Regions from separate parts of the Mus musculus genome. Here region 1 is linked to region 2. Evidence: chromatin loops called from intact Hi-C (ENCODE). Cell type or tissue: left cerebral cortex. All regions are shown on one strand. Links, peaks and the distances in the headings refer to the core of each region. The heading gives the core; the rest is flanking DNA. Region 1 holds the start of Ap1s2 (adaptor-related protein complex 1, sigma 2 subunit). Region 2 has its middle 63 kb from the start of Ap1s2.

Evidence for each region. Peaks named below come from ENCODE experiments on the same cell type or tissue, not always from the same donor. Only the 100,000 strongest peaks of a DNase experiment are listed, where the experiment ranks them.
Region 1: a loop joins it to region 2, with 20 times the contacts of the local background. A loop is called at or near these places in 4 of 42 quality-filtered maps.

What each region holds. Positions count from the first base shown.
Region 1 is chrX:163,897,168-163,913,280 of GRCm38, forward strand. Ap1s2 (adaptor-related protein complex 1, sigma 2 subunit) reads left to right here and starts at 11,850. Exons shown (of 6, transcript NM_001290379.1): 1 at 11,850-12,106; 2 at 14,162-14,340. The coding sequence starts at 14,162. It overlaps Gm52456 (predicted gene, 52456), which reads right to left and starts at 12,364. Exons shown (of 2, transcript NR_165469.1): 1 at 12,244-12,364; 2 at 10,943-12,131. In left cerebral cortex, for the core only: a CTCF peak has its summit at 11,859; DNase peaks (open chromatin) are centred at 11,811, 12,507 and 12,625; H3K4me3 peaks cover 2,278 bases; H3K27ac peaks cover 1,019 bases.
Region 2 is chrX:163,838,336-163,854,448 of GRCm38, forward strand. No RefSeq gene overlaps it. Among named protein-coding and RNA genes, the nearest start is that of Ap1s2, 63 kb to the right of the region's middle. In left cerebral cortex, for the core only: no CTCF peak of the experiment used is centred there; DNase peaks (open chromatin) are centred at 8,759, 9,281, 9,912 and 10,403.

The DNA.
Region 1 (16,113 bases), core at 5,242-13,241, 60 kb after region 2:
ATGTTAATGGTCAGAGGTCAACTGGAGCTGAGGGCTTTCTTGTTCCAAGGACACATGAGATTCTGATAGGTAGTAAGCCTACCAGTGTCTTCCTTGCCATTTTGAGGGCAAGTAGCCTTAGGAAAGCATCCAATATCTGGGCGGTTTTCTGCAGTGACCTGCCTACAATGAGACAGCATTTATCAGTTAAATTTCTGCAGGAGCAGAACCAATGGGAAATCTTAGACCTTATGCTGTAGGAAGTTCTGCCTGGTTTTCTGCCCCTCTGATAGCTTTAGCCTCCTATCTGCTCTGTTCCTCTTCTACATGCTGGTTCTAGAAAACAGAATTTGCTGTATTTAGCAGGCCATCAATGGGGGTGTTAGAGCCCAAAGACAAATTTTGTCATTTCCTTTAAATGTCAGGGGCAGATTGAGGAACAACTGTCTTGGTGAAAGATACAGCCTTCACAGGAAGAGAGATCAGAGTGGACTTTTACATAGCTTCCTCAAAGCACTGTAAAAGGCTGTAGGTTTTTCTGCTAGGGCCCTGGTTAATAGTCGCCAGTTACTGGTCATATCTGTCTAACATCTAACTTAAATTGCCTGGTTGCCTTTGTTTGTGCAAGCCCTATGGGCTAAGTAACAGATAGAGAAGGGGCGTGCTTTTGTTTGTTTTTGCTGTTGCTACTGTTGGCTATCAGTTGGCTTCTCTTCATTTCCTAGAGGTGATTCTTATGTCCTTCCAAGTGGCCTCCTCCATTTCAGCAGTGAAAACAACAACAACAACAACAAACCTTTTAGGCTTTTAAAAGATGGCTTATCTTCTGAAAGCACTTGCTGTTCTTGCAGAGAACACAGGTTTGGTTCCCAGCACCAACATAAGCAGCTCACAGCCATATGTAACTCCAGTTCCAGAGGATCCAATGCCCTCTTCTGAATTCAGAAAGAACCAGGCATGCAAGTAGGACACAGACATACTTACATATGGACAAACTCAAATACATAAAATAAAATCTAAAAACATTTTTAAAAATCTCCTTTCCTTATAATTCTTTATGCTTCAAATATCTCACATTAAAAACCTTTTTTTATTTATTTGAACACGGTGTGTGTGTGTGTGTGTGTGTGTGTGTGTGTGTGTACCCAAGCATGGTGTATATATCTCTGTGTGTATACGCAAGCATAATGGTACAGTGTAGTGCTTGAGGATTGAACGTAGGTGGCCAAGCTTAGCATCAAGTACCTTTATCCACTGAGCCATCTCTCTAACCCCAAATATTTCATCAAAGGTAGAAAATTATTCAATCAAAGAAAACTATTTTTAGAGAGCCTCATATGATCAGGTTAAGACTATTTTGATAAGCTCTCCACTTTCTGGTCAACTGGTTGGCACCTTAATTACACCTTCAAATTAATTTCTTGTGAGTTGTAAACTATAAATCATAGCAGCAATCAGATAGGAAATGTGTAAGAAGCAGCTGATAATTCTATCTGGCATGGTACTTTCAGATATATTGTGTACAAACTTCTGGAATGATCTCATCTTCCAACCAGCTCAAAGGTGCCGATGGCTCTTAGATCTCTAGCTGCTGACCTCATGCTGTAGTCTTTAGACCTGTACCATCCTATTGTTCTATTTAGAGGCCCTGTGTGATTCAGGATGTTGAAAACCAAACCACCATCTTGGCACCAATGGGACTTCTTTCTAGGCTCTTTCCCTTAAAGCATTTCTCAGGGTCATCCTTGATTTTATGCCCCTATGCCCTGCTGCTATAGCTGCCTTACTGTCCCCATTGCTGTGACTTAAGGGAAGAAGGATTTACTTGACTCATGGTTCAAGTCTCTCATGATAGGAAAAGCATAGTGTTCATAGAAGTGGGAGTGTGTGCCAGAGACTCTTCACATCTTAATGGATAAAGAAGTGGGGGGGGGGGCTCACACTCAGCTCTTAAGATTGTTCTGCTTTTTGTTCAGAGCAAGGCCAAGCTCCCTAAGTTAATCTTTGCTAGAAAATCCTTCACTGACTTCACTAAAGATGTGCCTCAAGTATGTTCTGGGTCTTGTCATCTTGTCTTATCTTGTCTTGACTTGTCTTTCTTTCTCTCTTTCTCTTTCTTTATCTCTTTTTTCTTTCTCTCTCTCTATCTCCTTTTTCCTCTCTCTCTTTCTTTATCTCTTCTCTCTCTCTCTCTCTCTCTCTCTGTGTGTGTGTGTGTGTGTGTGTGTGTGTGTGTGTGTGTGTGTGTGTGTGTCTGCGTGTCTGTGTGTCTGTGTGTCTGTGTGTTTTGAGACAGGGTTTCTCTGTGTAGCCCTGGCTATCTTGGAACTCATTCTGTATTCCAGACTGCCCTGTACTTAGAGATTCTTCTGCCTCTACCCCCTGGTGCTCAGATCAAAAGTCTGTGTCACCACACCCAGCCTATGTATGGTGTTTCTTAAGCCAATCAAGTGGAAATTCAAAGTAACCCCCAGGGGACCGTATATCAATCAATCCTGTCTTCAAATTCTCAAACCTACCTTCATCTCTTTCCTCTCAGCTCAGGCTACCTCCACCTCTCACATGAATTGTTCAGCAACCCCATAATGTATCCCTTAGCCTTGACCTCTATAGAGCACATTGCAGGCTTTTACGGTAACCTCCTTTCACTTCCTTTTAGCAACCTGCATTCTTTAGCCCTGGCTCCTGGTTGTGATATACAAATTAACCACCAAGTATACCCAGACGAGCTGTAGAAGGTAGAAGTGATGTGTCATGACCTGAGGGCCTTGCTTCTGCTATTTCCGTTGGCAAGCAGAGTTATGGAGCCAGTCGGCCCTCAGAGGCTGCTGTGGAGGGAGCCCTGTGTCCACTAGCTACATGAGTGAAAAAGGCACTCAGTTTCCTGGAGGATTTCCAGACCAGGGCAAAGAAGAAGTCTTGGAGCCAGGCATTATGTGGAGACGGTCTTAATATTCCAGTTCACTGATCACAGCAGAAGCTACAGATCTCTGACAGTCAGGTTTATTTATTCTGAAAGTTTTCTTGGAAGCTCAGCATAGATTTTCCTCCCCTAACTATTCCAATCATTTTTATACCACTTCTATTTATATCCAGGAGGTGTATTTTATCTGCACCCGAACTCTGACTGCTGCATTGCTACAAACAGCCACATCTCACCCACTGTGATGTCCTCAAACTCTAAAACTCAAAATCGATGATAGCACTACCTTTCTTTAAGATCTTCCAATAGCTCCAGTATCATTTTATCAACTTTGAACATTTGTGTTTTGCAAGATATGTTTTTATTTACTTGTGTGCATGTGGTATGTGTGTGTGTGTGTGTGTGTGTGTGTGTGTGTGTGTGTGTGTATCTGTGCAGGCGTATGTTGCTTGTGTGCAAGTACCCTGGATGGCCAAAAAGGCATTGGGTTATCTGGAGCTAGAATCACAGGCATAGTGAACATGATATGGGTGCCAAGAACTGAAATTGGGGTCTCTGATAGAGAAGGAAAAAGAAATAATAATAATATAAAATAAACATAAATAAGCTAAAAATGAAGAATTTTTCTATGAGAGTGGCTGTGGAGATCAGAAGAGAGCTTTGTGGATCCTCCTCTGGAGCTGGAGTTACAGGCCCTTGACATGAGACCTGGGATCCAAACTCAGGCCCTCTGGAGGACCAGAAAGCACTCTTAATGACTCAGCCATGTCTCCAGGCGTACATCTCAACATTTGAATCTTTTAACTTGAGCCTTTTATAAGCCTTTCCAGACTTATATTTGTCAATTCACTCTCTGGCCATATTTGTCTTCATTCAGGTCCCTAAACCTGTCATGTGCCCTGTCTTTGTCTCAGTATCTGCTGTTCTCCCTCTCACCCTGTCTTCTCTTGGCTAACCCTCATTTTATTTCAGTTTGGTTTAAGGGCTGTGTCCCCCAGGGAAGCTTCTATGACCACACCATCCATCGTTATCACCCAGACCCTAGGTTAATGCCTTCCCATGTCCTCACACAGCATCCTCTCTCCTACCTTTGAAACACTCCACTGAATTGTGATTGTCAATTGTAAACTGAGACACCCCCACTCCCAATTAGGACACATTAAGGGGTCAGTGTCTAATTTACTTCCTAATTCTCACTACTGAGTGAGTGCCTAGCCCAGAGTTGAATGTTTAAATTAGATGAATTAATAAAAAATGGAAGCTTTTATTTTATTTTATTTATATATTTTGACTGTGTTAGGAACCCAACCTAGGGCCTTACACATGATGGACAAATAACTCCTCTACCACTGACTCGCATACTCAGTCCCAAATTGTGGCATTTTAAACAGAAGGTCTAATCTTTATTGCATTTGTGTCTTAGGAAAATATACATGCAGAAAAGGAGCTCTGCTGGATCAGTTAGAGGGAAGAGGCTGAGATAGAAATCCAGTTTGCTGGTCTAATGGAGTGCGGTATTCCTGGCAATAAAAGGGAGACTATTTTAGAAAAATGTAATATACAAGAACTAGAACCAGAGGGCTGGCTCAGTGGATGGGTAAAGGTAGGAGAGAACAGATAGATGCCCATAAGTTGTCCTTTCACCCTCACACGAAAACCATGGTATACGCATTCATGTGCACACGCGCGCGCACACACACACACACACTAACCATAAATAAAAATTAAAAGTCATAAAATGGCATTATGTCTTAACGTTTCGAATCCATTTCATTGACATTTTTGGATACCTACTCTGTGCAAAGCATTGGACAAAGTTATGAGGCATTACGATTAATTACTAAGACATCCTAACCTGGTGGGTGCAAGGGTTTTTCTTAGCAGGCTGGAAACCTAAATACTTTAACATCAAGCAGAGCAGTCAGAGATGGTGGAACTGAGCTTTATGTTTTGAGGCTTTGTGGGCTTTTAAAGTTCTCATTTTCTTTGTCTAGAGTTCATGGGCGAGTAAGCAGTGACATTAAACATAGTGTACCTTGGTGGGAAGAGCATTGCCTGTCTGAGAAAAGAACACAGGGTTCCTTGATTCTTCACCTCCCACTGTCTGGAACAAGTTGCTCAACTTCCTTTTAATTTTCTCATTTGTAAGATGAACTTCTAAAATGAAATGACCTTTAAATTTCTATTATTTTATATATTTGTCACATTTAAAATATGAAGCAGCTCTAAAACTTTTGCAGTCATCTGATTAGAATGTCAGTACAAATGAAAAACCACTAATATCACTTTAAGTGTACTAACATTTCCTATAACGTTTAGAAGATAAGGTTGTAACATGGTCACAGATGGCAGGCTTTGATTTCTTGATTCTAAGAGATGGATAATAATAGTTACCTTTGCCAGTTTAGGACAATTGGCTCAAATGTGCTTCACACTCCACTTTCTCAGCCCTTCTAGCCTTATGATTGATTTTCTTTTTATTTTGCTTTTATGTATTGCCTAATAGGAATGCTAGTCTTTGTTAGAGGAATGCAAAGGAGTACTTCAAATAAGTGGGCTTTTTTTTTAAAACCTGCTTTGATAAATGAGTCTTTTTAAATTCTGGACTCAGACCATGTGACAAATGTCTTCAAATATCAGTGGAAGTTAGATATATGAAGGCACACAAAAAATAGGATTAGAATCATTGAAAAGAGCTATTTCATCACCTGATCTTTTCTTTGTAACTAGGCATGCAACAGCTTATGAGAGTGGTCAGAAATGCTAGCGGCTGTAACAGATGAGCCCAGAAAGAGCAGTGACTTAAAATAAGGCCATCTCTCTTTCGTTTACAGTACAATTGTCCGCAAGAGTGATGGTGGTGCTGATACCTGCCTGTTCCATGCAGTCTGTCATTCAGGACAGAGATTCAGTTATTCTCCGGCACAACCTTTGACCTCCAAAGATGCCCAATTTGTTAACATTCAGATGTCAAAAGCAAAGTTTAGGAGTATGGGACGGAGAGGTCTTACTTTTTGAATGTTTTGTGGAGTGGTGGCAGGTTTTTGTTTTCTTTGTTGTCTTTTTGACACGGGGTCTTAGCAAAGTAACTCTGGCTAGTCTGGAACTCACTGTATAGACAAGGCTGGCCCCAAATTTAGAGCTCTGCCAGCCTCTGCCACCCAAGTGCTGGGGATTAAAGCCACGTGCCACCGTGCTCTGATGTTTTCTGAATGATTTTTGTGACTAGTCTTGGTTCTGTTTCTGTCCACATTCAGTTGGACTGACCTCAGCAAGACAGGCACACGTATTTGCAGCAGAGGTTGAGGAAGAGGATCTACTTGTGTGCTAATGAAGAAAAATGGCACAGTTTGATTGCCCCATGCTAGTCTTTGGGCTCTGCCTTTCCCATGGATATTGCTTATTTTTTTCTACACGTTCCCTCTCAGCTGCCTCTTTTCTACCATGGCTACACTTGCTGATAAAATATTTCAGAGTTGATACCAACGTGCCACAAATAGTTGGAAAGCAGAATCAGAGTGTTGATATTCATCAAATAAGCGTGGTTTTCATGGTGCAAGCTTCAGGTTTCTCATTTGTGCCTTAGAATCTCAGTATGTCACTTCATACAGCGTAGATAGTGACCATATGTCACTCTGGATGGCACATAGATTTAGCTTCAGGTTCATAAAACTAGGAATATTACTTGCCTAATGTTATCAGGTTTAAGAGGTCAATGATTAAAAAGAAATCAGGCTTCCACTTTCCTTTAGGCCATTTATCTAGGAAATTAAATCATAGCTGCTGACTTTAAGAACCTTCCTCTAAGATCCGTAGCTTTTATTTGATGTATAGCAGTATTTCTCAAAATATGGCCCCTAAAGTATTATCAGTTCTATGTGGGAATTTGGTAATACAATTTTTCAGGTCTCAGTTCAAATTCTGTCATATATATAGCTTTTGCCGCAGTTTAGGTAATATGGCCCAGTAATCTGCACAAGTCCTGTACTAGAGTATCCTAGAGCCACTAATCCAGTTATTTAGTAGAGTTGGATTGGTGAGGGGAAGTATTTCAAGAACCAAGTCTAAACACTATTTCTTTTTTTTTTCTTTCAGCTTTTGTATATGATCTCTCTCTCTCTCTGCGCGTCTGTCTGTCTCTCTGTCTCTCTCCCCCACCCATGTGTGTGTGTGTGTGTGCATGTGTATGTGTTGGGGGTAGCATGTATGTAGAGGTCAGAGGATAACTTTGCTATAGTCCCAGCAGTCCTCGCCTTTTACCTTGCTTGAGACAGGGTCTCCTGCTTGCCTCCGGGCACCAGGGTAGCTGGCCTGAGAACTTCCAAGCATTCTGTCTCTGCCTCCCATCTCCCCCTAAGGACTGCTGAGACTATAGATATACACTATCTCTTCAGGCTTTACGTGGGTTCTGGAAATTTAAGCTCAGTTCCTCATCTTTGTACAGCAAGTTCTGTACCCACTGAGCCATCATCCCAGAAAACAAACAACAATCATAAACCTCCTTTTTTCTCATGCTGCTGTGAATTAAGATGTAGTAAATTCCCCAAATGAAAATATTGCTGCTCTTGAGATATCACAAAAGCACCTTTCAAAAATGTCAGTCATAAATATCTAAAGTTCTAATGAAGCATGTCTAGTGGCTTGTTTTTAAAAATGTAGTCATATATGTGAGCTATGATTGTTCCTTTGGCCATCCATGGCTTGTCTCCAAGTGATGAGCATTGAGACTCACAACTATAATCCCAGCAGTAAGAGTAACGAGGCAGGACTGCTGTAGGTTCCAGGCCAGGCTGGGTCAGTGAGTTCAGAGCCAAATGTGAGATTGTGAAAAAATAACTAAGAAGAGAAACAGAGAGATAAAGGAAGGGAGGAAAAGAAATTGTCAGAATTGTTTGCTTAAGGACATAGCGAATACTGAATTTATCTTTATATCCCTATTGCCTTCTAGCAAAGATAGATTAATAAGCATTTATGTTGAATGAATGAGTAGTCATCTAATAGATTCAAGTACCTTTGACTACTGTTCTGGAGTGGGGTCAGTTATTTTAATCACACTTGGGTGCTTTATTCTATTTAAGTATTATTAAAGAATTCTGACTGCCTTAGATATAGGGATATCCTTTTCTGCAGCTTAAGATTTTATCTATCAAGTATTAAGACTAATACCTCCAACTCCTCTGACAGACACAGAAAAGACTTTCCATGAAGGCTGTGCTGTTCCATTTCTGGAAATGTCTATAAAAGATCTGCTACTTCGTGTTAACATTTGCAGTGACTAAGCCAGGCTTTGTCCCCTGGTAGCATTGATATTTGGAGCTGGGTCATTCTTTGTTGTGGGGCTACCATGTATGCTGTAGGAAGCTCCTCTGAACTCTGTTCATCCACTGGATGGCTATAGCACCATGGACTCCAGGTGGTGACAAGCCAGATATTACAGGTACTGTCAAGGATACCCTTATCCCAGGAAGAGGATAACCTAATAATACTTTGTATAGAAAGAGCATCCGTTCTCCATTTTTCTCTAGCTCACTGTTGAGGCCTCTGGCAGTGATAGAACTATTTTTGAAAGGATCTAGTTTACAAACATTCATCATTTTATGTCTGCCCTCCCTCCGGGACAACATTTTTTTATCATGAGATATGCAAATTTATAAACTCTAAGCATCATTTTTTGCACATAACTTATATACTGATTTAATGCTGGATTCTATTATTGGTAATTTCTAAGTAATCTAAAGGCTGGCTAAAGGAACTCCGTATAAGTCAGTACTATAGAATGCATCTCTAACTAAATGGGTTTTAGCTACTTTAGGATTTGTCATTTAAAAATTGAAATAAAATATACTAATCTCTCTTGTTACATTCTACCTCAAGATTCTATCCATGGAAATCCACTATTGTTTCTGGAGGTTGCTTCCTAGAATCGAAGAAGGCTTCTTCAGCTTCTAGGCTTATTTCAGATATCATTTACTGCAACATTACTATAACCTCTCCTTACTTCTACTTGAATACCCCATATTTTCAATTTTTTAACTTTTTAAGTAAAAAGTATTCCAATATGTTGATAGTACACCCTGATATCCTTATTGACTTCATCATACGCATGTCCCATCAAACCATCCATGTGGTCACTTTTTAGTTATCTTTATAAATGTAATTTTACGTACAATGGTGTTTTGCCTACATGCATATCTGCACATCTCTTGTGTTCCTGGCTTCCAGAGAGGCCTAGAGCACACCCCAGAGTCTTCTGGAAAAGCAGCCAGTGTTCTTAACCAATGAGCTGCCTCTCCAGCCTCATGCGGGCATGTTTAAACACTGCACTGTTTTCCCCTTTTCATTTAGTCATATTTTGAGATGAAACAGACATAAAAATGTATGGGTATCACAAATTTAACAGGAAACTAAAATTATTTATTAAAACCTTAGATTTTATAGTATCCAAATTTTATTGCTAAAAAATAGCATCTCTATTTTACCATCGTGTCTTGTGTTTAGCATACATGACAGCAAAACAATTTTTGAAATTTAACAAACAATTACAAATTCTGGTTATTAATTTTTCACACATGATTTTGTATAGTTTTCCATAGTTGCATAAAGAAGGCAATATCACCTTGAAAACAAACACAAAGGAATAATAAGATTATATATTGACATGACAGATGAAAAAGGTAGTGGGTCAGAAGATTATATATATATATATATATATATATATATATATATATAACAAAGCCTACAATTTGAAAATGTGGAAATCAAAGTCAAACTACTTAATTACTAACAAAGATGGCAGCCGTGCTTCCTTTTGTCTTTCACAGTGAATGCACCATTAGCACTTTGAACTAAGACTGGGGAATAAACCATCTATAATCTACTGAAAAAGACCATCTGCTTCTATAAATTTTGTTCTCATATACTTGCCAAAGGAAGAGAACGTATTAACAAAATAATGGGCCCTGCTCTGTTAATTGTAGGTTGTTTGCAGTTTTGCTGTTGGTATTAGAATTTAATAAGCCATTCCTTCTGCTAAATTAATAAGCAGCCAAGATTATGTAATAGCTGCTTTCAGCTGCTAATTATTTTCCCATAATTCCTTCTCTACCCCCCAGCCCTCCCCACTTTCTCTCTCTCTCTTTTTGGCTAGGAACACAGAAATGAGACTGCCAATTTGCAAGTCTCCCATAATTTCCAGAGCTACTAACCAACATTAGTAACACATCCAATGAGTTTAAACTTGGGAGGTGGTGACTTAGGCACCCTGAGGACGTAGGTGTTTTGAACACAAAAAGGAAAGGCAGTGTTTAGAATTAGAAGGCCGTTTTTCATTGTGTAATATCATTGCTATCTTTGAACTGGCTAATGACATCTGTTTCTTGTGAGAAAGTACATTGGCATTTTAGAGGCATGTTTCAACAATAAACAGAGAAATTTGGGCCGGGGACCTAAAGACCTACCAAAAGCCAATTCTGCTTTCTATTGACCACTTTAATACTCCAGTATATTTCACTCACACACGTTTGTAGGAAACTTTCCAAGCAGCATAGTATTGCTGAAAAGGGGAAAGTATTCTAGTTTTATTTTTGCTAAACAAAAGCATATACAAAATGACCTCAAATTCCTAACGTATAAGATCCTATTACATTGGCACTCTAAGACATAAAAATGAACATTGATGTCTAATAAGGGGGTTCTTTACATTAAGTAAACACAGCTTCGCTAAAAGTGTAGCATCTTTTTTTTCTTACATTAGTTAATTTACAATTCCTGTTTAGTAATCTCTGCAAAGAAAGGCATGCCCAATGAATACTCTGTTCTGGCTTTTGTTGTAGGGACAGAGGTGACAGTAGTAATGAGTAGCATTTGACAGGGGAAATCCATGGCTGTCCAAGCAAGGTCACCTAATCCTGTGGATCTCCATTCCCCTTATCTATAAAAGATGAGTTGAACTCGATGATCCATCCATTCCACCATTCAAATAAAACACAGACATCCATCATACGCCCAGACTAAGTCAACATTTCAGCTTTTTAACAAGTCTATCATCATTTTATAATTTTATTAGACAACTCACATTTATCAGTAGTGTTAAAACCAGGCAGAGAACTAGGTTGTTAAACGAATAAAATCCAAGGTGCGCTAAACAGAAGCATGTGGGTAAAAGAGGAATTCGTTGTTCCGGGGCTTTAGGGTGAGGCTTTATAGATGTGACATTAGAGGAAGGACATGCCAAGGCGAGCGAGTCATCAGCCAAGGCTAAACTGGAACCCGGGATGGGGAAGGTGCGGGCGAGACCGTGAGAAGGAAGCGGGATCTAAAAGGACTAAGCGCTGTCTGGATTTTTTTTTTTTTTTTTTTTTTTTTTTTTTTTTTTTTGCAGCAGAGAGCGGACTACAACTCCTCCAGTCCGCCGCACTGCTGGGGGAAGCAAGCCCTGAAGAGAGGCTCTAGCAAAGCTTGTGGCGAGAAATGTCTAGGTTAGCTGGGGCTGGAAAGGAGGGGCCTCCCTGCAAACGCGGGCACGAGCACCGCGACAGCGCTGACTTGTTTTCCCCTGAGTTGCAGCACTCCTGTCCTTGGCTCCCACCATCATCGCCGACTGTCACACCTCCCCGCCCAACCCTCTGGAGACCCACGGAGTCACTGGCGCTCGGAATCAGCCCCTTTGCGGTGCGGACCATCCTTTAGCCTGCACCACGGGGTCAGCTAAGGGCGCCGCGGAGCCCCATCACCCTGCCACGGAAGGAGCCAGGACAGCCGCGCGCGCCGCGTCCCGGCAGCACAGCCCGAAGTACGCAAGCGCGCTGGCCACAGCCTAGGCCGCTTCCGGGTCACGTGGCCAGACTTCCGGCCCTCGCCACGCCTACCCTGCGGTTATTTGACCAATCGGCTTCTCGTTCTTGCCGGCAACAGCGCTCACTCTAGAGGCGGTTGGCGCCCCCTCGGCAGCTTGGCGCGCGGTCTCCGGTCCGCCTCTCCGCTCGCCGCAGCCCGGGCTCCTCCTCCGTCCAGCCTCCAGGGCGGGATCTGTCGGCTCGCCCTACCCTCGCAGCCTAAGCCTGCCCTCCACCAGACGGGTCCCCTCCCCGCGGCACCACGGCTTCCCTTCCACAGCACGGCGACGGGGGCTTCCCCTCAGCAGCTGCCGGCGCCTCAGTCTCCGCGGCCAGCCCAGCTCCGCCGCGTCCGCGGCCCGCCGCCGCCGTAAGTGCTGAAGGAGTCCGCTGAGCTGGCAGGGATGGAAAGAGGGAGTGATGGCTGGGACGCGCCCCCCGCCGCCCCGTGAGCGCCCCGACGACCCCACCCCGAGTCCTCCCGGGGCGCCGCGCCCCGAAACTCACTTCTGCCGGCGGTAGCGCTCCGCTCTCCACTCGGCAGCGCGCCGGTGATGCAGGGGAACCGGTCCTAGGTTCCGCGGGGACCCCGCGGCACCTGTGGTTCGCTGATCGCCTCAAGTTTGACGGGGCGTTTTGGGGAGGGGCTGGGGTGACGGCGACCGAGGACTTGGCGCCCCTGGCGGGCCAGCGGATGCCATTGTCTCTGCTCCACTCCTTGCCGGTCACCTCGCCCAGCTTTGGGTACTGATGGAGTGTAGTCCCGGGAGGAGGGGAGGCGTCCGAGACTGCGGGACCCCAGGGATGCTGGACCAGAGCCCACTCCAAGGCTGAGCTCATTGTTGGGTTTTTTGTTTTGTTTTGTTTTGTTTTTGTTTTAATACCAATCTGGAGAAATTGTTGTCCCGGGATTTGCGGCAAAAATCAAAGCGAGGGAAAAGGAATACTTGTGCCGCGGGTTTCGTCCCATGTTAGCACATCATTTGTTTTGAGGAAAATGCTTGGTTTCTTCGTCCTCCAAAGTGGTAGGGCGGATACTGGACCCCGCTACAGATAGCCTAGAGCACACCCCAGTCATTAGCAAACCATCTCTCCTGGTCAAGATTTAAGAAAACCGATCGGTCCCTTCCCCAAGTTCTGATAACGGTTTGCGTTCAATGTCCAGTTCTTTCGATGCCGTTCTTTTCGATGCCGCTGTCTTCAGGACTTACAAGGGTGGCACTTTGCTCTCAATGAATTATATAGTGTTGTGTGGGGTAATAGCCAATTTTAACTTTATTAAAGTTAAATGGCTACGCCATAAATATCCGGATGTTTTCTTGATGCCTTTTTGGGATATTGCGAGGTGGATTTCCTGTCTAGAGCCAATTTGATTTTATATTAGTTACGTAAATTCCTCCTCCGGGTGTTCAAATTTAAGGTTGTGTGGTGAATATTAAGAATCGCCCTTGGGTGGATCTTACTTGCACTGTCACTGTTAAAGGAACTTAAAAAGGTTAAAACAAAACACCTATCCAAATTTTACCTTCAAATTAGCTTTACAATACAGCTCGCTTTTACCAGTTGAATTATAAAATACATGCCTTAGAAAATATAGACTGACCAACAGACATGCAAATACTAAGTAAATCAATGCAAATTAGCTTCGGTATAAAACATACTCAAATCCAGCATAACATTCAAATGTGGTTTTTGTTTTAAAAGAAGTATTCTGTGCACTGTCCCAAAAATTTGTTGTTTTAAATTAAATATCTTGTGTCTCGATATGAGTAACTTTGAATAAAGCTTTTTAAGCGTGTATTCTCTTTTACATACATTAACTCAGTTCTTGAGTGCTTGTTTGTGTTGGATTTTATGAAATGCAAACATAAAAATCGGGCTTTTGTCTTTAAAATGTGTTGTTTGTGAGATCTTTTTGATTAATATTGTGATTTTGCTTAAAATATGCTAGCATAAATTGAAGGGAATGCTTTAAATGACAAGCAGTTTTTCTGCAAGAAATTCAGCCTGGAACTAGAATAGCCTCAGGGTGAAAAATAGTAGGTCTCCTCTTCCTAGACATGTAAATCAACATCCTAAATCAACTACCTGATGTCTGCATTTGCCTTTAATGCACATAGAGTGGTGGAGTGTGGAACAGGTAGAAAATTGTTTCTTGAAATTATCAGAGTTTTTGTTCTTCAAAATTTTCACTCCAGCTTACCACCTGTTCTGATTTCCACACACTCTTCCACACTTACCTACATATAGTAAGATCTTTCCAATAGAATTTCCTGCTATTATAACCTGCGTAGAAATGTTGATGGCTTATTGATCATGTGTCAGGGTGTTTACTGTACCCCCAAAGCAGCTCTGAAACATCATGTGATCTTGACTGTTGATCCTAGGTAATTGTATGTAATTTTGATTTTATTTATTTTAACAGATGCAGTTTATGTTGCTTTTTAGTCGCCAGGGAAAGCTTCGACTGCAGAAATGGTATGTCCCACTGTCAGACAAAGAAAAGAAGAAGATCACAAGAGAACTTGTTCAAACCGTTTTAGCACGGAAACCCAAGATGTGCAGCTTCCTTGAGTGGAGAGATCTGAAGATTGTTTATAAAAGGTATTTTTGTTTTTTTTTATCAGAAAGGTAAAATACTGTCAAATATTAGGGTTATTTCTAATGAGGAAATTGCAGACTTTTATGTCAATAAACAAAGATTAATAAATATTAAATGAAATAAATTTAAAGGAAAACTTTCCATTTAAAAATAAGTAACTGCTATTTTGATTGCTTGCCTTAGGCTGAAGCAATAGCAGCAGGGAATCATTTTTAAATTAATTATATAAAAAAGACAGACAATTATTCCTGCTTAATCACCATTTTAGAAAAATTTAGTAAATTCATTACTGGGGTAAATAGGGTATTTTAAATTTTTAAGTACTTCGCTAAATTCTTGCATGCATAGATAACAGTGTAATAATTCCTTGTTATAACAAATCTATAAAATAATTACTGATATTTGGTATTTCTTTTCTGACTTTTAGAATTAATCTTATTCATAAAGATCCTGGACACATAGACCATCTCAGTATACAGATGTTTAAATACTTTGTGTATATATAGAATGTCTTTCCTAGTAGCATTTATTAATTTAAAATAGACTTTTTGCTGTGAAGGAGTTATGTTTAGATATGATAATTTTACCAAGGATAGATTTTTTTTAAAGTGATGTTTCAAAATAACTTGTAAAAAAATAGCTTTTTTACACAGTTTTTTCTTTAATGCTACATATCTTTATTTTGTTGGTAACCAAAAGTTTTCTAAGCAGTTTAAAAGAAATATAATTTCTTCTTTTATAGGATTTTTTTGAGGGAACATTTCCTTATTTCTTCCCCATTTCTGGTCCCCTTTGAATAATTTACTGAATTCAACATAAAAGCATTTCTTCATATAAAACATGGTCTTGTATGGGGAGTACTCAGAGAACAGTATGCAATTCAGTGATGGTGGAGAGAAGTGTAATTTTCTATCACTATATTTCAAATATGGGTGTGTTTTATGGAAGAGGTGGCAGGGGAAAACAGAGATTAATAGGACATTGAGACCATTAGACTTCTTCTTTCATAGTAAATTTCATCAGCTTGGGTGATTTTTGTATCCAATGTTTGGTTTAGTATTTGTTGAGAAAGATCATACATAGCATTTGAGAACTGGAAGAATCCTTAAGAACACACTTACAATCTTTTTGCCCAGGGTTAGAATCTTGAATAAAGCAAATAGAAATAGAATTGCTTTTGTGGAATCAGAAAAAGGAACCTTGTACTCTGGCTCAGTTGGTCTCTGCTCTCTGCACAAGAGACAGGTACTGGATTTGAAAAAACAGTTTATTGTTCAAATTTCAATTTATAAAAGATGAGAATTTGTGAGTGGTGACTTGGCCCAAGGTCATATACTAGTGATGGGCTTTGGGCTACAATCTAAGTCTTAAATGTGGAGGCAATAGTTTTAAATAGGTGTGGAAAGACATAGAGATCAGATTTGCATTTTCTGCAAAGAGTGCAGTAAAACAATGGCTGAGGAGTGGGCTGAGACTGGCACCTGCAGGATCAGTAGGGGACTGCATGATGATTGGTTCCTGAGCTGAGAGGCCAGAAAGACCTCTGAGAGACCTGTTACCTAGGAAAGGAAGTGGAGTCACCATGTGGCCTTTTATTGTTCCCTTGTTCTCTGATGGGATGGGGTGGGAATAGACATGGAACTTGAGGGTGGAAGTTAGACATAGCATAGCAGATAATCAGCAGGTGGAAGGGATAAAGAAGCAGCCGAGTGTGTCAGGTCAGTAAAGTCATGGAGGCAGAGCGACTTGAGAGTAAGAACACTAATGCCAGGTTT
Region 2 (16,113 bases), core at 4,180-12,179:
AATGCATGTGGTAGACCAGCCAGGACCACACAGACTGCAGAAGCAATGGAGCAGCTGGGACAGGGTCCTTCCTGTCTCCATCTGCACACAGGAGGTGGGGGTGTTCCTCAGCCCTCTATGCATGGGTCCTGCTAAAGGAGAACTCATCTCCCAGGAGTGCTGACACAGGCTTACAAACCCACAGGAGGGACAAGCTCAAGCCAGAGACAGCAAGACCAACTAACACCAGAGATAACCAGATGGTAAAAGGCAAGCACAAGAACCTTAACAACAGAAACCAAGGATACACGGCATAATCAGAACCCAGTTCTCCCACAACAGCAAGTCCTGGATACCCTAACACACTGGAAAAGCAAGATTTGGATTTAAAATCACATCTCATGATGCTGATGGAGGACTTTAAGAAGGAGATAAATAACTCCCTTAAAGAAATACAGGAGAACACAGGTACACAGCTAGAAGACCTTAAAGAGGAAACACAAAAATGCCTTAAAGAATTACAGGAAAACACAAACAGGTGAAGGAATTGAACAAAACCATCCAGGATCTAAAAATGGAAGTAGAAACAATAAAGAAATCAAGAAATCACAGAGAGAGACAATTCTGGAGAAAGAAATCCTAGGAAAGAGGTCATGAGTCATAGATGTGAGCATCACCAACAAAATACAAGAGATACAAGAGGGAAGATACCATAAAACACATAGACACCACAGAAAAAAAAAAAAAAAAAAAAAAACGCAAAATGCTAAAAACTCCTAGCCCAAAACATCCGGGAAATCCAGAACACAATGGGAAGTCCAAACCTAAGGATAATAGGTATAGAAGAGATCAAAGATTCCCAACTTAGGGCCAGTAATTATCTTCAACAAAATTATAGAAGAAAGCTTCCCTAACCTAAAGAAAAAGATGCCCATGAACATACAAGAAGCCTACAGTACCCCAGAGAGACTGGACCAGAAAAGAAATTCCTCCTGTAACATAATACTCAAAACACCAAATGCACAAAACACAGAAAGAATATTAAAATCAGTAAGGGATAAAGGTCAAGTAACATATAAAGGCCGGCCTATCAGAATTACACCAGACTTCTCACCAGAGACTATGAATGCCAGAAGATTATGAGCAGATGTCATACAGACCCTAAGAGAACACAAATGCCAGCCTAGGCTACTATATCCAGCAAAACTCTCAATTACCATAGATGGAGAAACCAAGGTATTCCACGACAAAACCAAATTTACACAATATCTTTCAACAAATCCAGCCATACCAAGGATAATAAATAGAAAACTCCAACACAAGGAGGGAAACTATTCCCTAGAAATAGCAAGAAAATTATGTTCTTTTAATAAAACAAAAAGAAGATGTCAACATAAACATAAATCCTCCTCTAACAACAAAAATAACAGGAAGCAACAATTACTTTTCCTTAATATCTCTTAATATCAATGGACACAATTCCCCAATAAAAAGACATAGACAACAAACAGAATGGCTACATAAAGAAGACCTAAAATTTTGCGCAAACAGAAACACCCCCCCCCTCAGTGACAAAGACAGACACTACATCAGAGTAAAAGGCTGGAAAACAATTTTCCAAGCAAATGGACCCAAGATGCAAGCTGGAGTAGCTTAATGTTGAATAAAATCAACTTTCAACCTAAAGGTATCAAAAAAAGATAAGGACAGACACTTCATACTCATCAAAGGTAAAATCTACCAGGATGAACCCTCAATTCTGAACATCTATGATTCAAATGCAAGGGCATCCACATTCATAAAAGAAACTTTGCTAAAGCTCAAAGCACACATTGCACCTCACACAATAATAGTGGGAGACTTCAACACTCTACTCTCAGCAATCATGAAAACAGAAACTAAACAGAGACACAGTGAAGCTAACAGAAGTTATGAACCAAATGGATTTGACAGATATCTATAGAACATTTTATCCTAAAACAAAAGAATATACCTTCTTCTTAGCACCATGGTAACTCTCGAAAATTGAACATATAATTGGTCGAAACAAAACAAAACAAAACAGGCCTCAACAGATACAAGAAGACTGAAATAATCCCATGCATTCTATCAGATCATCACAGATTAAGGCTGATCTTCAATAACAACAAAAATAATAAAAAGCCCACATACATATGGAAGCTGAACAACACTCTACTCAATGATAACTTGGTTAAAGAAGAAATAAAGAAATTAAAGACTTCATATAATTTAATGAAAATGTAGCCACAACATACCCAAACTTATGGGACACAATGAAAGCAGTCCTAAGAGGAAAACACATAGCTCTGAGTGCAGCCAAAAAGAAACTAGAGAGAGCACACACTAGTAGCTTGACAGCACACCCAAATGCTCTAGAACAAAAAGAAGCAAATAGACACAAGAGGAGTAGAAGGCAGAAAATAATCAAACTCAGGGTTCAAATCAACCAACTAGAAAGAAAAAGAACTATACAAAGAATCAACCAAACCAGGAGCTGGTTCTTTGAGAAAATCAACAAGATAAACAAACTCTTAGCCAAACTAACCATATGGCACAGAGACAATATACGAATCAACAAAATCAGAAATGAAAAGGGAGACATAACAACAGAATCTGAGGAAATCCAAAAAATCATCAGCTCCTACTACAAAAGCCTATACTCAACAAAATTGGAAAATCTGAATGAAATGGACAAATTTCTAGACAGATACCAGGTACCAAAGTTAAATCAGGGTCACATAAACAATCTAAACAGCCCCAGATCCCCTAAAGGAATAGAACAGTCATTAATAGTCTCCCAACCAAAAAAAAAGCCCAGAACCAGATGGGTTTAGCACAGAGTTCTATCAGACCTTCAAAGAAGAACTAATACCAATACTCTTCAAACTATTCCACAAAATAGAAGCAGAAGGAACACTATCCAATTCATTTTACGAAGCCATAATTATGCTTAAACCTAAACCACACAAAGACACAACAAAGAAAGAGAACTTCAGACCAATTTCCCTTATGAATATCAATGCAAACGTAGTCAATAAAATTCTCCCAAACCTAATCCAAGAACACATCAAAACAATCATCCATCATGATCAAGTAGGCTTCATCCCAGGGATGTAGGGATGGTTCACTATACAGAAATCCATCAATGTAATCCACTATATATACAAACTCAAAGAAAAAAAACACATGATCATTTCATTAGATGCTGAGAAAGCATTTGACAAAATCCAACACCCCTTCACGATAAAAGTCTTGGAACAATCAGGAATTCAAGGTGCATACATGAACATAGTAAAAGAAATATACAGCAAACCAGTAGCCAACATCAAACTAAATGGAGAGAAACTTAAAGCAATCCCACTAAAATCAGGGACTAGACAAGGATGCCCACTTTCTCCCTACCTATTCAATATAGTACTTGAAGTTCTAGCCAGAGCAATTCGACAACAAAAGGAGGTCAAAGGGATATAAATTGGAAAGGAAGAAGTCAAAATATCACTATTTGCAGATGATATGATAGTTTATGTAAGTGATCCCAAAAATTCTACCAGAGAATTCCTAAACCTGATAAACAGCTTCAGCAAAGTGGCTGGATATAAAATTAACTCAAACAAATCAGTAGCCTTTCTCTACTCAAAGGATAAACAGGATGAGAAAGAAATTAGGGAAATGACACCCTTCACAATAGTCACAAATAATATTACATACTTTGGTGTGACTCTAACTAAGCAAGTGAAAGATCTGTATGGCAAGAATTTCAAGTCTCTGAAGAAAGAAATTCAAGAAGATCTCAGAAGATGAAAGATCTCCCATGCTCATGAATTGGCAGGATTAATATAGCAAAAATGGCCATCTTGCCGAAAACAATCTACAGATTCAATGAAATCCCCATCAAAATTCCAACTCAATTCTTCACCGAGTTAGAAAGGGCAGTTTGCAAATTCATTTGGAATAACAAAAAACCCAGGATATCGAAAAATATTCTCAACAATAAAAGAACTTCTGGAGGAATCACCATCCCGGACCTCAAGCTGTACTACAGAGCAATCGTGTTAAAACCTGCCTGGTATTGGTACAGTGACAGGCAGGTAGATCAATGGAATAGAATTGAAGATCCAAAAATGAACCCACACATCTATGGTCACTTGATCTTTGACAAAGAAGCTAAATCAATCCAGTGGGGGGGGAAAAAAAGACAGCATTTTCAACAAATGGTGCTGGTTCAACTGGCGATTAGTATGTAGAAGAATGCAAATCTATCCATTCTTATCTCCTTGTGCAAAGCTCAAGTCCAAGTGGATCAAGGACCTACACATAAAACTAGATACACTGAATCTAATAGAAAAGAGAGTGGGGATGAGCCTGGAGCACATGGGCACAGGGGGAAAGTTTCTGAACAGAACACCAGTGGTGTATGCTCTAAGATCAAGAATTGACAAATGGGATCTCGTAAAATTGCAAAGCTTCTGTAAGCAAAGGACACTGTCAATAGGACAAAATGGCAACCAACAGATTGGGAAAAGATTTTTTACCAACCCTATATTCAATAGAGGGCTAATATCTAATATATACAAAGAACTCAAGAAGCTAGACCCCAGAGAAACAAATAACCCTATTAAAAAATGGAGTACCGAGCTAAACGAAGAATTCTCAACTGAGGAATGCCGAATGGCTGAGAAGCACCTAAAGAAATGTTCAATATCCTTAATCATCAGGGAAATGCAAATCAAAACAACCCTGAGATTCCACCTCACAGCAGTCAGAATGGCTAAGATCAAAAACTCAGATGACAGTAGATGCTTGTGAGGATGTGGAGAAAGAGGAACACTCCTCCATTGTTGGTGGGATTACAAGCTGATACAACCAAGTGAGGAAATCAGTTTGGCGGTTCCTCACAATATTGGACAAAGTACTACCTGAGGACCCAGCTATACCCCTCTTGAGCATATACCCAAAAGATGTTCCAACTTGTAATAAGGACACATGCTCCACTATGTTCATAGCAGCCTTATTTATAATAGCCAGAAGCTGGAAAATACCCAGATGTCCTTCAACAGAGGAATGGATACAGAAAATGTGGTACATTTACAAAATGGAGTACTACTCAACTATTAAAAATAATGAATTCATGAATTTCTTAGGTAAATTGATGGAACTAGAAATATCATCCTGAGTGAGGTAACTCTATCACAAAAGAACACACATGGTATGCACTCACTGATAAGTGAATATTAGCCCAGAAGTTCAGAATACCCAAGATACAATTCACAGACCACATGAAGCTCAAGAAGAAGGCAGACCACAGTGTGGATACTTTGGTCCTTCTTAGAAGGGGGATCAAAATACCCATGGGAGGAGATACAGAGACAAAGTTAGGAGCAGAAACTAGTATATGCCCCAGTACAGGGGAATGCCAGGGCCAAAAAATGGGAATGAGTGGGTAGGGAAGTGGGAGGGAGTGTATGGGGGACTTTTGGGATAGCATTCTAAATGTAATTGAGGAAAATACGTAATAATTTAAAAAAAGAAAAGAAAAGAAAAGGTCATCCAGTGACTGTCCCACCTGGGGATCCATCCCATATACAGTTACCAAACCCAGTCACTATTGTGGATGTCAACACGTGCTTGCTGACAGTAGCCTGATATAGCTATCTCTTGAGAGGCTCTGCCAATGCCTGACAAATACAGAAGTAGATGCTCATAGCCATCCAGTGGACTGAGCACAGGGTCCCCAATGAAGGCGCTAGAGAACAGACCCAAGGAGCTGAAGGGGTTTGCAACCCCACAGGAGGAAAACCAACCAGTACCCCCCAGAGCTCCCAGGGACTAAACCACTGAACAAAGAGTACACAAAGAGGGACTCAAAGCTTCAGCCACATATGTAGCAGAGAATGGTCTTGTGGGACATCAATGAGAGGAGAGGCCCTTGGCCTTGTTTAGGCTCGATATCCCAGTGTAGGGGAATGCCAGGACAGGGAAGCAGGAGTGTGTGTGTTAGTAAGCATGGAGAGGGGGGATGGGGTAGGGGGTGTTTCATAGGGGAAATGAGGAAAGGGGATAAAATTTGAAATATAAGTAAAGAAAGTATCTAATAAAAATGAAAAAAAAGAAAACTAAAGGAAATCAAGGGAATGGTTCATACCTTGTTTCTCTTTAAAAGTCACTAAAGTCATCCATAATGTTAAAAAGTAAAAATAAAATAAGATAAAAAAGAATTCTTACTCTTCTAGCAGAAGACCTGAGTTTGGTTTCAAGGTTCCATGTGGCACCTCACCAACACCTATAACTACAAACATCACAGGATTTGACTCCTTCTCCTGACTTCTGAGGACTCCTGCATGGACACTACATTTACATACACCTAGGCACACACACATACACATAAAGTTAAATAAATATTTAGAGAATAATACTTGAGATGCTCTAGACATGGTGATGCATGTCTGTTATTTCAACATTTGGAAGGAGAAGGCAGGAGGATCAGTTCAAAGCCAGCCTTGGCTATAGAGGCTCTCTCTCTCTCCTCTCTCTCTCTCTCTCTCTCTCTCTCTCTCTCTCTCTCTCTCTCTCTCTCTCTCACACACACACACACACACACACACACACACACGAATTGACTAACCAAACATTCAGGTAAAGTCTAAATTTTGGTACATTGGACCAAGAAGACATTTCTGCAGCTAGCCTTTAAAGCAATCCTCTCTGCTGACACAGTAGTTTCTGATCGTCCCAAATCACCCTTCCAACTCTGAGCTGGCTCCTGTTAGCTATCCTGCTCTCTTCCACCAGATAAGACCATTTGACAGATGGAGTAATGACTTTGAGAAGTTATCTTTTGATTAGCCAGAACAAATCCTCAATCGGGAACACTGGCCAGGTATTTTTCAAAGCATGGGAAAATAACAGTATCATCCACAGCTGGCACATTCTTGGTCCCCTTGATGCTCCAAGGTAAGAAGAGTCCATAAAATATCAGGGAAATACTAGCAAAGCCTTTGGGGGGGGAGTGAATTTATAATTGAAAGTTTTCCTGAGAACAATTCCCTGCAAGGTTATGACCCATTTTCAAGGAGCTGTGGGACCATCTGATGTGCTTTGACTTGCTTTTCCATCCTTCTTGTCCATATGTTAGTCTCAGGGTCAGTGAAAGTGGAAGGAGAAGGAGGCCAAGGGGGAAAAGTAAGTGAAGGCAGGAAAGGGGAAGTGGAAAGAGGGAGGGAAACTGTGTGAAAAGAAGGGGAGGGCAATAAGGAGAGGAAAGAGGAAGGCTAGTGGTCATGGATGTGGGGATGAGGAGGGTCAAAAGTCACATAGACTGAGCAAATAATGACATTTGCATAAACTATCTCACTGCAGTCTCATCCTTGTGAGGAAGGTCATGAAGCTTTGACCTGACAAAGAGAAGTTTGTGAGAGCTGCCATGTGGCTTAGTAGTCGAGTGCTTACCAAAGTCAGGCATGAGATGAGACCCAGGCTTTAATTGCTGACAGCAAATGACGGGGGACCTTAAAACCACAGTCAACATATGACTTTCTCAGGGTTTCCACCACTGTGATAAAACGCCATGTCCACAAGTCCCTCAGAGAGGACACGTTTGATTTGGTTTACAGGTTACAGTCCATCACTGACAAATGTCAGAGCAAAAATCCAAGGCAGAAACCCGGAGGTAAGAACTGAAATGTTCTTTCAAAGGAGCCTCGTTTGACTTCTAGCACCTATGTGATAGCTAACAACCACCTAGAATTCTGGTTTCAAGAGATCCGACACTCTCTGAGGCCAGAGACTCCACAGACACTAGACATGCAGGGGATGCACTTACAACCATGCAGGCAAAACATACACAGACGTACAAATAAAGCTAAAAAGAAGAAAACACATTTCTACTGATTCAACTGTACAGCCACAGAAAAACTGGAACCAGGAGACTCTAATCTAGGGCTGGTAAAACAAACCTCCAAGTATCTCATAAGAATATTATAAGGCCCTTTTTAAAATCTGAGTTGGGTCTCACACTAAAGTCGAGACTGGCCTCGGACACACTGCAATCTTCCTGCATCCATTTCCTGGGTGTTGAGATTAGAAGCATCAGCCAGCATGCCCAACTATAATGGAATTTAAGAAGAGATTACAGCAGTGCATACCTATGGGTTCAGTACTGGGCAGGCATGAGTTCAAGGCCAGCCTGAGCTACATGGTGGGTACTAAGCCAGCCAGTGGTATATAAAAACATCTTGTCAAAGAAAAGAGTAGAGGAAGGATTAAAGAATTTTTTCTATGTATTTGAAAGGCTAAGAAATGGATATAGATGTAAAAAAAAACCCTCATACCTATATTTGATTATGTCTTATTCTTTCCCCTGAACATCTCTCTTTCTAATTAATCTCTGTGCTTAAGAGCTATCTTTAAAATGTCTTTTAATAAATCTCCAAAGAAATGGCCAAATAACCTGTCTCTGGTTCGTTCTGACCCCAGAGAGGGTATCACATAAAACCAAACAGGAGGCAGTACAGCCATGGAGCCAGGGCTATGTATGGGTAGGGTTCTAAATCCTTGCTTGTATCATTCCTGTGCTCTGATTAGAATGCCCCCACAGCATAGGTGAAGTCCCTGTCTGCAGCTGCTCCTCAGTGTTCACTGGTGTTCAGGTCTTGAAGTGAAGGAGAAAACGGGAGCTTTCAGCCTTTCTACACAACCCATCCCAGGCTCCCACTGTGGGTGAGCAGTCACAGGGAGGCAGAAGAAGCAAGGCACAGATGATTCATCATCTGGAGTCCTTCCAGGAAGCATATGGAACACTCCCAGAGGTAAGTGATAAGATTTCATAAAGATCTCTCTATAAGGCGAAGGCTAAGGCTGAGGGAAACTAAGGAGACATCCTGTAGTAGCGTGGGGTTAGCAACTCCTATAAAAAAAAGTGGGAGAGGGTGGCCCAGATACCACAGCCATCAATATAGGAATAAAAATGACAATCATGGGGATTAATTCCCTTTTGAAATAGGGTCTCACTGTGTAGAGCAGGCCAGCCTCGAGCTCATAGAGATCTGCCTCCCTCTCTACCTCCCACGTGCTGGGATTTAAAGGCATTGCCCTTCCATGCCAGGCTATGATGTCTAATCTTGATTGTCAACTTGGCAGGATCTAGACTCACCTAGGGGACACCCTCTGTCTACACCTGTCTGTGAAGGGGTTTCTACATTGGGTTAACTGATCAGGGACAACCCTACTCTAAATGGGTGGCAACATTGTGGAGGCTGCAGTCCAAACTGAATTTAAAAAAAAAAAAGTCAAACCACATGACAGAATTCATCCACCTTACTTAGTGACTGTGTATGGGTACAATGTGGCCAGCTGTCTCATGTTCCTGCTGCTGCATCTCCCCCGCCATGATGGACTGTGCACTCAAACTTCCTTGAGTTGATTTTGTCAGATAATCTGTCAGAGCGACAAGAAAAGCAGTGCAACAGCCCACCAGGAGGCAAGCCAGAGTCAGGCAGAGTCGTAATAGATGATCTGTCATTCTCTCCTGCAATGTCCTGTGGGAGCTGTCCATTGCCAGAAAGCAAATAAGCCCAAAGATATGGTCCATGAAGCAAGGCAGAGAGGGATGGGAAGTGGACATGGAGGGGCAGAGAGAGAATAGTCAGCATAATCATTGGGAAATTGTGTGTAAGCAAGAACCTAGCTATGAGGATAGTCATCACAGCATTGTTTGTAAAGGCAAATATGTGGAAATTACCTAAATGGGGAAAGGGGAAAAATCTGTGATACTCACAGGGGGTCAGAGGCTGTCTTGCCTATTTTTATATACAAACTCCAGCAACTGGAATGATTTCTTCCACAGAAAGTACTCATTAAACATTAGAAATTCGGGTGTGGGGGTATGTTTCCTGACACAGAAAAATGTTCAAGACTCAATTTCTAAAACAAAAAGAAAAGGTCACAAAATTATGTGGTAATGAGCCCATTTTCCTTCTGAGCTTGCATAAATACAGGATGATGGTTTAGGCAAGAGATAGAATGACTACTAATGTTCCGAATGAACAAGTAAGACTGTTTTGTTTTGTTTAGGGTTGGTGTGTGTTTATTTTGTTTGGTGCTGGGATGTGTGTGTGTGTGTGTGTGTGTGTGTGTGTGTGTGTGTGTGTGTGTGTCCACGTGCATGCACGTGCACACCATTTGGCTTCTGACTTTTCTGTACTATACAAAGATAGCTTTGGTAATCAAATAATGCGTCTTTTCCCTCTTTTATTCATAAACAGTGTTTGTTTTCTTTTCTGTTTCCTGTGTAACCTCTTGAGCCATAACCTTGAGAGTGGCGGCGGCAGATGGTGTGGCAGTCATGTAGATGGGGGTGGGGGGGAATCCCACCATATGGAAATCATGACTCACGGCTTTCAGCTTTAACATCTTTCTGAGTGCCCAGGACCAAAATACCAAAGAATGCCGGGGGCCTAGGAAAACCTGCTGTTCCCAAGGCTGCAATCCTAGGAAGCTTCCAATGAGATTACAGTCTGAAAGATGACATTAAAGGATTTTTTTTTTAATTTACTCATTAATGCTTTGACAATTCTATGTGTGTATAATGAATTTGAGTCATAGTCTGCTACTCCCTCTTCCACCACCTACTCCCGCTGAACCTTTTTTTTTTCTTAACAAGTCCTCTTCCTACTTTCTTGCACGTTGTTTTTGTTTCTGTTTTGGTTTGTGACCCACTGAGTTTAATTAGGGTTGCTTGTATGAGCATGCGTGGGGATTATTTACTGAAGCAGGGGCAAGTTATCAGTGGCTACATCCCTGATGATGATGTCCCTACCCCCAAAAGCCATTAACTGTCAATAGCTCCTCAGGGACACTTGAAAATATTTTTAGGCTGTAGAGGAAGCAAGATAAATAAGCAGGAAAGAACATCACTGCTGGGGAAGATGTCTCATTATCAAGTAGCAGAAAGGAGAAACCTTCAGTTTCCTGTGTTGCTTTCATCTCAGCCATAAATAACACTTTCCTTTTTTCTTCCTCAATTGCCATCCTCATCTTCATCCCCATCATCACCAGCAGCATCAGAAATACCATTACCAGTGTAACATCTTCCCCAAAGTACCACCATTATCATTAGCTCTGTTCCCAGTTGTAACATTCCTAAGAACAATAAATATGGCATCTGGGTGTATATACTGGAACACTATTCATAGGGCCCTTTGTAGTTCAGTAAGTAACCAAGATGGATACATTATTATCAAATGAGAAAGTAACATGATGCTTGCAGGCTAATATACTAGATGAAAAGTTTATGAAAAATTAAAAGGAAGGGTAGGAACTTTGAATAATGTACCACCCGATATGCTTATACACATTTATTTGCAAATTTCACACATTCTTTTATTATAGCACAAGGTTACATGCATGATAACATACACATGAATTAAAAGCTTTCTCTGCATATTCTGCATGGGATACCAAGCACTGTCCTGAATGACAGTATTACAATCTTAAGTCTTAGAAACAGACTTAGAAAGGAGCCAGAAACAACTATAGAAGATTAAATACAGGTGGAAATCAAGCCTTGGGTTTAGATTCCTAACTGAGCCCCAAGTCTCCTATTTAAGAAGGTACACTACTGTCATTCCAGCGTACCACCACCAAGTGACCTTGAGCTCTAGTCATTTACCATGGGTGGGTTGAGCAATGAGTAACATTTAAAGAAAAGCTAACCTTGACAATTACTAAAATGCACCAGGTAGTTCCCCATTCTTGCTACTATTGCTGTTTAGCCTTGCTATATTAAATTACTGTATTTTCTTTCTAGGGAATTCTTGGAACAAAATATGGTTTCAGAGGGCAGAGGCAGTATGTGCCTGTTCCCATCACATTTGGAAATTGACTTAATATCAAGGCTGGCAGAAATTCTCTCAGTTATCCTGGAGAGTCTGTTTTGCATCCCTAGGGAGACCTGTAGAATACTTTGGGTCGCTGGTTATTACCAACAAAAAAGATGGGAGGAAGGAGGAGGCATCCTTGTTGAGTCTCCAGTCTAGTTTCCTTTTACAAGTCATATATATTGATGTCATCATTTTTGACCAAATTAAAAGTTGTAGCTAGAAACAGTTATTATCAATGAATATTACCCCCCCCCACACACACACACATCACCTCTCAATGTGACAACTTTATGGAAAGTGGTCTGATGACGTTGGGACTCAGAAAACAATGCCCAGCGGGTAGCACTTTGGTATGGTGATGGATCATATTGAAAGAGCTTGAAAAGCAGCAGCTATAAGGATGGGCTTTCTCATTAGCTCCCCTAAGTGCCTAATGGCCAGAGCTTCCAGAAGATGTTCAGTGGCTCATAATCCCTTCCTCTAATATTTGAACAGCCAGAAAAAAATTGACAAATGTGACACAAAGACTAGAGTCGGTACCATAGCCACAGCCCAGACAGATTTTGTCCCAGATCACTGTCTGTTCCTGAGGGACCTTAATCACATTCAAAAGTCATTTATTCCACCTCTAAATTGCCTACACCCCCACCACTTCCTTCTCACCTATGAAGTGACTGTCAATTAGTTACGAAATCATCACTTTACTATGATGTTCTCATGCACGGAACCAATTTGTATGGTCTTTCCCCTGTTCTGTTGGCTGTTGCTTTCCATAGACTTACATAGTAGCCTCCTCAGAAGATGGAAAGGTTCCCTCCAATCCCTACAACAAAGTCAAAAGAAGAAAAGCTTCGGAGTCATTCAGGCTTCCTCTATCTGAATGTCTGGCATTGAGCAACCCAAGCCACTTCTCCATTATGAAAAGCAGTTGGTGAAATGCCACAGAATCTTTTAGGTACCAGCTTCTTAAACTGTAAGCCTGCACCCCAGCTGAAGTTGCATAACTGAATGGGAAGGCATAGAATTTTGAGAATAAAGGGTTTCTGAATACACAGAGACCAAAAACCTAATTTGAAATAATATGCAACATGAATGCAGAGTGTCTCCAGCAGTGTTCACCCACCTGTGTTCCATTGCACAACTTCACTGCGGCCTTGGTTCTGAACAGGCATGTGAACACATCAGCACTTCTCATACTGCACATGCTGTCATGCCATGAGACATCAAGGATGCTTCCTGAGACATCTTGGTTCAGAGCTGAGGCTACTGCACACTATGAATTTCAGTGTCTTCAGTCCACACGCAACATTTTCTGCCCTTTAGAGAAACACAACAATTTGATTAGAGAAGATAGACTTAGTATTTCCCTAATATAATTCCTTAACATGTAAGTATCCAGTAAGCGTAATTATGCATTGTATTGTGTTAGAATTATTTTAAAAATTGCTGATTGAGTTGCTGACTTGAGTTTCATTAAAAAAATAATAATCCAAAGGATACATGACATATCTCAGCCATATTCTAACTATATATTTATGTGAGGTAGGATTCTGAGCATTGATGATTATAAAAAATAAAATAAAATAAAATAAATATCCCTCATCTAGGGTTCCAGCCTAAAGACAGGAACAAAGGGTGCTTGGTGGGAATGGATGAAATTGGTGGTATGATTCTAGGGTTCCTACTAGAAGATGGGGAGATAGGAGGGAAAGCAGAAAGGCAGGTATGTAACATGTATTCTCCAGGCAGGTCACAGGAATGGGTAGAATATTGTCCCTGCGTGTCCAGTTTTACCCACATCTGTCTGGGTAAAGTTGGCAATGTGACTCTCGTCCAGCATTATGTCCCTGTAGAGCTTCCTCTGAGCATCATCAGGTTACAGCTGCTTCTCCCTGGTGAAGTCCACAGACAAATCCCTGGACTCCACCAATTTGCTCTTTGAGTCTTGTAGGGCTGGGCAATCCCAGCACAGTACCCAGTGGTCGCCTTCCTGTGAACCTCCAAACTATGGTCCTGCCAAATAGACACGGTATTAAACTGACTTCTAACAACTTACATTTCTACTCATTGATTAACATACTTCTCCACCCTCATCAGAGAAGCTTCTTTTGTGACTGATAGTGATGAACAGGGAAAACTGCAACTGGCTGAGGTGCAAAGAGTATGAGAGTGCTTAGCCTTAAATGGAAATTCTGTATCCCAAAGCTCGGCAGTCATTTCTGAAGAAAAGGTGGAAGAGCCAGAGGCAATGGAAAACTACAAAGAAACAGTGGCTTTTGGACACAGCATAGTGATAGCACACGCAAGACCTGTACATGTTCAAGCCAGATAAAGTCCCAGCATGGAGAAGGGAGGAGGGCACAGACTTTCCTACCCCTAGTTGAAGAGCTACTGACAAGTGAGAGCTGCCAGAAGACAGCTGGTCAGTTTTCTTTAAGAATGTGGCCCCTGGTAGGGGAGAGAAAAAGAGAAAGGCCACATATCCAAAAATATGTGGGTAGCACATATTGGACTTAATGGATTCATTTTTTTTTCAAGTACAGAAAGTTGTGTGGGCAGAGAGTGGGAGTGGACCTGGGAGGAGTTGGGGAGGTGTGACTACAATCAAAACGCATTGTACAGAGTTCTCCAAGAATTAATACCAAAATTTAAAAGGTATTCTTCAGCTCTGAAAAACATTAAAACAGCTCTATGCCATGCAGTATCAAACCTTTGTAGCAATAAGCAAACATACCCATCTCATTAGTATGCAAATTTGCTTTAATCATTGATAAATGGTAATATGATACGTCTACCAAAGAATTGTTTTGGTTTTGTCAACCTTTCCTCAAGAATGGTTGTAAGATATATTTCTTTAAGATTTGTTAGCAATAAATGTTTGACTTTTATACCTATTTTATAGACCTATATATCTGGAATTACATAAAAATTTCCTGGCTGATAGGGAGTCCTGAATGTTTGAGAAAGTTTGAGAAGTCCTATTTTAGAATCATTGTGCAGTGGTGACATTTGTGATGCACGAGGCACGGGATCCAGACTCAACATTCACTTACTTGGTCCTGCTAGTAGATGTGAGCCCATGAGGCAAATGTTAAATATCACATTCTTGGAGATGGAGAGATGCCTTAGTTGTTAAAAGCACTTGTTTTCACAAGTTTCTATCACCTAAAATGCTTTGACTGAAAATTGACTTGCTAAGTTACCTGTGTATGCTGTTCTGGGATATTTCCTAAAAAGTGATAGAAACTTGTGAAAAGCATCCTAAATAACCACAGGCTGAGCCAGGTATGGGATGTTTGGAGAAGAGGAAATTCTACTTGGTTATTGGAGATCTGGTTAAAATGCATATTCTCAGCTCAGTCCTACATAAGACATCTGTATCCCCGATTCAACAGGCTCGGGGACCATCTCAGAAGAAGGACCAGGAAAGAACTGAGGATCCAGAGAAAGTGACCACATGTTGTGGAATACTGCCTCCTAGACATGACATGATCACTGTATTCCTGAACTCTTTGCAGCTGTGATCTCCCGTGCAAGACTTGCATTAAGATAGAAGATACTTGTGACCCTGGCTCAACATCAACACATCAGTGCCTTCCTACAACTGAGAGACACAGGACCACTATTGTTTTTTTTTGTTGTTTTGTTTTGTTTTGCCTACAAATAAAATGATAGTTAAATTTCTTCACTCTCTCCTGTCTAGAATTCATCTGGGGATAATTTCACATTGTGACCCTAGCTACCCCAACAGCTATCAAAGTGCCTGAAAACAGATCCTGGCTTCATTGATCTCTAATCCAGCCTTGGAAGCCAAAGGGGAAAAAATGAAGAGGATCCCAAAGGGTAATCCCACTAAGAGAGTCTGGTAAACCTTGATTTAGACATTTTTAAATCTTCTTTTCTGGCTTCTCCTGGTTCCTTTCTTTGAACCTGGAAGGCTAATAACTCTTGCCTTTACTTTTCCTCACATCTCTCTCCAGGAACCAGTCAAGGACTTCCTCCCCTTCTTATACCTGGCAGTTATACAAATAAAACCACTGATGCTCTTTGGGGGTCTTTTAGATAGGTTCACTAAAGGGTTATCCCAATAGCCACACCCAATACCTTAATTTACCTAAAAGAAGTGAAATCAGTTACCATTCCAACACTCTAATGGCAATAACAGTGTCCTCTTCAGAAAGGGAGGGATGAGAATGGGAGGGAGAGATTAGACAGTCAGCTCATGGCAGGGATCCCA